Linked DNA regions of Homo sapiens: region 2 is linked to region 1. Evidence: chromatin loops called from intact Hi-C (ENCODE). Cell type or tissue: endothelial cell of umbilical vein. All regions are shown on one strand.

Region 1 (2,500 bases):
TTTACATTTAAGTCTTTAATCTATCTTGAGTTAGTTTTTGTATAAGGTGTAAGGAAAGGGTCCAGTTTCTGTTTTCTGCATATGGCTGGCTAGTTTTCTCAGTACCATTTATTAAATAGGGAATCCTTTCCCCATTCCTTGTTTTTGTCAGGTTTGTGGAAGATCAGATGGTTATAGATGTGTGGTGTTATTTCTAAGGTCTCTGTTCTATTCCATTTGTCTATATATCTGTTTTGGTACCAGTATCATGCTGTTTTAGTTACTGTAGCCTTGTGGTATAGAGTGAACAGGCAACCTACAGAATGGGAGAAAACTTTTGCAATCTGACCATCTGACAGGGGTCTAATATCCAGAATCTACAAGGAACTTAAACAAATTTGTAAGAAAAAAAACAAACAACCCTATCAAAAAGTGGGCAAAGAAACTGAAAAGACACTTCTCAAAAGAAGACCTTTATGCAGCCAACAAACATATGACAAAAAGTTCATCGTCACTGGTCATTAGAGAAATGCAAATCAAAACCACAATGAGATACCATCTCACACCAGTCAGAATGGCAATTATGAAAGTCAGAAAACAATAGATGCTGGCAAGGCTGTAGAGAAATAGGAATGCTTTTGCACTGTTGGTGGGAGTGCAAATTAGTTCAACCATTGTGGGAGACAGTGTGGCAATTTCTCAAGGATCTAGAACCAGAAATACCATTTGACCCAGCAATACCATTGCTGGGTATATAGCCAAAGGATTATAAATCATTCTACTATAAAGACACATGCACATGTATGCTTATTGTACCACTATTTACAATAGCAAAGACTTCAAACCAACCCAAATGTGTATCAGTGATAGACTGGATAAAGAAAATGTGGCACATATACACCATGGAATACTATGCAGGCATAAAAAGAATGAGATCATGTCCTTTGCAGGGACATGGATGGAGCTGGAAGCCATCATTCTCATCAGACTAATACAGGAACAGAAAACCAAGCATTGCATGTTCTCACTCACAAGTGGGAATTGAAAAATGAGAACACGTGGACACAGGGAAGGCAACAACACACCCTGGGGCCTGTTGGGGGGTGAGGGGCAAGGGGAGGGAGAACATTAGGACAAATACCTAATGCATGTGGTGCTTCAAACCTAGATGACAGGTTGATAGGTGCAGCAAACCACCATAGCACATGTATACCTATGTAAAAAACCTGCACATTCTGCACATGTATACTGGAACTTAAAGAAAAAAAAATACCATATAGGGAAAAACAAAAAAAAATCCAACTTTCAATAAAATGTAACACTTTAGTAATTATAAAACAGGTGGCACTTTTAAGAACTATAAATGAGCATTATTAATACAAATAATGAGCTTTCCTTCTTTATGGGATAATAACCCAGACATTTTCTTATGTTTCTCACCACAAGGAAAATGCTAAGGCAGAACACAATAGCTGTCTCCACCTTCCTGTGTTTGGGGAAGGAAGTGAGCTGGGTCAATTTATACTTATCTAAATTCAACCTTTTCCTCTGAATACATTAAATGCTTACATGAGGAGGAGGCAATGAGCTTGCAGGTTTTTCTGTTTGTTTGCACAATGGAATCAAGTGTGTGTGTGTGTGTGTGCGCGCGCGCGGTGGCAGGCGTGGGGGACGTGACGTGTGTAAAACTATGGGTGTCTGAGCTCCACTACACTGAAATTCTGATTCGATTAATCTGAGTGGAGCTCAAAAATGAGCACTTTTTAATAAAATTTGACCTGATAATTCTGATTGACAGCCAAGGTTGAGAACCTACCTCTGGGTTACAGCTAAAGATCTCTCCCTGGGTATGTCCAACTTGTAAACCTGACTGTGAGTCTCAGCCTGAGGGGAATTCTTACAATGTTGCAAAGCCCCAAGAGAGAAAATGCACGAATATTTTTCCAACAAACAATAACACTCATGAGAAACCAATTTATTTCTCAGCAAAATTAATAGTGGTGATGTTTTGATTTTAGCAATCCCAGTTGTTTTGGTGAATATTATCTTTCAGAGTTCTACCATTACTGAGTGTTTCCCAGTTCTCCAATTTGAAAAATTGTTACAGAGATAGAAATCAGTTTACAGCAGAGTTCAGTTATTACCATTCTAGACAGTAGGTCTTTTATTGTTTTTCTATTTTAAGGAACTATAATTTGTTTCAGAGTATTCTATGCCATTGCATTCATTCATCTCTTGCTGACTATGGTTGTAAATACAAAATCAAAGTAGATTTTTACAGAATGTCATTCAGGAAACCCCTTCATCAACTGCTTAATTTTACATCATTTTAAAGTCAGGGAAGCCCAAAGAGGTTAGGTGATTAGTCCAAAAGTACCCACAAAGTTTGTCAGACTAAATATGGAATTGAAATCCAGACCTCTGGCCTCTAAGTTATGTAATAAATCATACTCATTATACAGGGGACTAAAGTAAAAAAGTATCCATTTTATCTATCTATCTGTCCATTTATTTTTTATTT
Region 2 (2,500 bases), 250 kb after region 1:
TATACAATGCCTGCTAGAATCTGCCTTAGCAATAAACTAAGATATTAGAAGTCTGATATCAGAAATAATTTGCACTTAAATTGCAAGTTAATAAATCACAGATAATGAAGTCATGGAGCCACAGGAACTTTAAAGAATATCTAGTTCAACCCTCTTTCAGTGAGGAGGAAATTAAGGGTGTTAAATTTCTAAAGCACTTTTCTACACATCATATCACTTATTCTCACAGCCACTTTGTGAGGTAGGAACAAGGTAACTAGGGAAACCACACAGAAGAGGTATTTTGTGATAGGTCACTGGAGGAAGCAGAAGACCTGGCACGACTGAGATCTCAAAAACAGGAACAGAAAATGCAGGTGTCTTTGGTGATCAATTAGAGATCTAGGAATGATTAGAAAGCTAGAGAACATTCCCAGAAAGCAGCCAGAGGGGATGTCCAATAGCCAGGACATTGTGAGCTCTGAGATTGCTGGGGGTATAAATTCATTCACATGAAGTGGAAGAGCAGAATGAGATGGATAAATTACCAAACTGATAATTGACGTCCAGGTTAGCCTGGAAATACACCCCACCGGCAAGAAGAGAAACAGAGTTGTTTGCTACTTGAACCTTAGCTGAGACCCAAGGTGGCTATGAAACAGTCATTACATGCATTTTGAAGCAAGAATAACATGGAATATGAAGTGAGGATCTTCTTTTTTTAAAAAAAAATTATTGAGATTTTAGGAAAGTTATTTAATCTCTCTAGGCCTCAGTTTTTCATCTATAAGAGTAGTCCCCTCACAGAATGGTGAAACTTCAATAAGAAAAGTAAAATTGTTATTAAGGAGGGCCTAGACTCCCATAAATGCTCAACACAAAGAAGCTATTATTCATATTAGTATTACTATTATTATTTTAAAATATAATCTTTTTGGGAAAAAATTATTCCTTTATTTGTTTGTTTCTAAATGAGCCTAAGCTTGGAATTTAGAGATGGGTAATAGGCTGAATTATTTCCCTGATGGCTTAAATGTTTTATCCAAGGTCATTAGAGACAGACAAGGAAGTCAGGTTCTTTCTTCCAAACGTATACTTTTGCCTTTGTCTACATTTCTTTGCAATCATTTTTTACTTAAAAATAAATCCATTGCTCTTGACACTTTGAAAGGGCTAGTTAAATGAAGACACAAGTGACCACTCAGCCCATGCATTGTGGTCAATCGCAGCTTCAGAGAAACTGTCATTGCCCATGGCGAGATTTATAATTCACTGACAAGCAGGAGGCTCTCATTTACTTCTTTAATTCCTGACTTTCTCTTCTGTGTGAACTGCACGATCTATGATTCAAGGATGACTCAGAAAACTAAGGGATAAATTTTGAGTCATCTAATAAGGTGACTTTTCTTCCTTCAAGATAAAGTAAGTGACTAGAATAAAAATATAATTAAAGACAAGAAAGAACAAAGATGTAAATAGATTTATTAAAAAATACCAAAATAATAAAATGGCTAAAAAATAAAATAAAAAGGTATCTTCTATCTTCCCATACTCAAGTTTTCTGTGTTTCTCTACATATCAGACCTTGAACTAATAGGGGTGGTCAGGGGTGAACATCTCTACTGGATGATCTCTCCCCATTTTCTAAAAGGAAAATAAAATGAATCTATAATGTCCAGCATCCATGGAACATTTTGAAACCTACCCCCTCTGACACATCTGTATAATATGCCTTTTTTTCCCTCTCACCACAGCTGTTTGCCTTAAACACATATATTTCATTTACTTTTTTTAAAAAAAACTGTCTAGACTGAAAAACTCTTAAAGTCAGAGATTGTGTCATAGTTGTTTCTATGTCTCCAATATTAATCCCAGTGCTAGGCACCTACTAGGCACTCAAAAAATAGTTATTGAATATGTAGTCATCACAAGATGTTTTGAGTTTTCAAAATAACTCTAAAAAATTTCCAGTAACCTTCATATTGTATTTCACAGCTAGCTTCATGAAACTGAAGGAGACTATCACCACCAGTGCTAGGATTTATAGGTGGAAAAGCCCATGGCATAGGCTGATCACAAACTTTCTCTAAAAATCAGAAAGCTAAGAAGAAAATTTTCCGTCCAGACATTGTGCTTATGCTCGCTCAGGCTTCTTGACCCCTCCCCCATCTCTCACCTTGGAAGAGTGATTGTTCCTAGCAAAAATAATAAAAATAATTCCAGATAGGGAATTCTGAATTGAGACATTTGGGTGAAACCATCACTGTATTCTCCTTTGTACAATCCCAAATTAATACCTCCCACTGAATCTCTCTCCAAGGCTTTCTGGGTCCTGTTACTGGGAAAATATTTTGTGTATACTGTTAACGACAAAGCTATGATAAAATACATTTGAGCCTGAGTAGAGATCCTACGTACATCTATGTTTATGCTAATTGGATTACAAGGTACACATTAAAGAATTAGACTGTATATTTGTTGCCCATTTAGCCAATTTTCTGCAAGGAAAGTAGTCATAATA

The links. Peaks named below come from ENCODE experiments on the same cell type or tissue, not always from the same donor. Only the 100,000 strongest peaks of a DNase experiment are listed, where the experiment ranks them.
Region 2: it touches region 1 in a loop (2.0-fold over the local background); 1 of 110 quality-filtered maps calls a loop at or near these places.

Annotation. Positions count from the first base shown.
Region 1 is chr11:24,832,837-24,835,336 of GRCh38, reverse strand. The region is part of intron 5 of LUZP2 (leucine zipper protein 2); the gene reads right to left. Among named protein-coding and RNA genes, the nearest start is that of LUZP2, 340 kb to the right of the region's middle. In endothelial cell of umbilical vein, no CTCF peak of the experiment used is centred here; a DNase peak (open chromatin) is centred at 1,556; H3K27ac peaks cover 998 bases.
Region 2 is chr11:24,587,059-24,589,558 of GRCh38, reverse strand. The region is part of intron 1 of LUZP2 (leucine zipper protein 2); the gene reads right to left. Among named protein-coding and RNA genes, the nearest start is that of LUZP2, 91 kb to the right of the region's middle. In endothelial cell of umbilical vein, no CTCF peak of the experiment used is centred here; a DNase peak (open chromatin) is centred at 1,298; H3K27ac peaks cover 1,271 bases.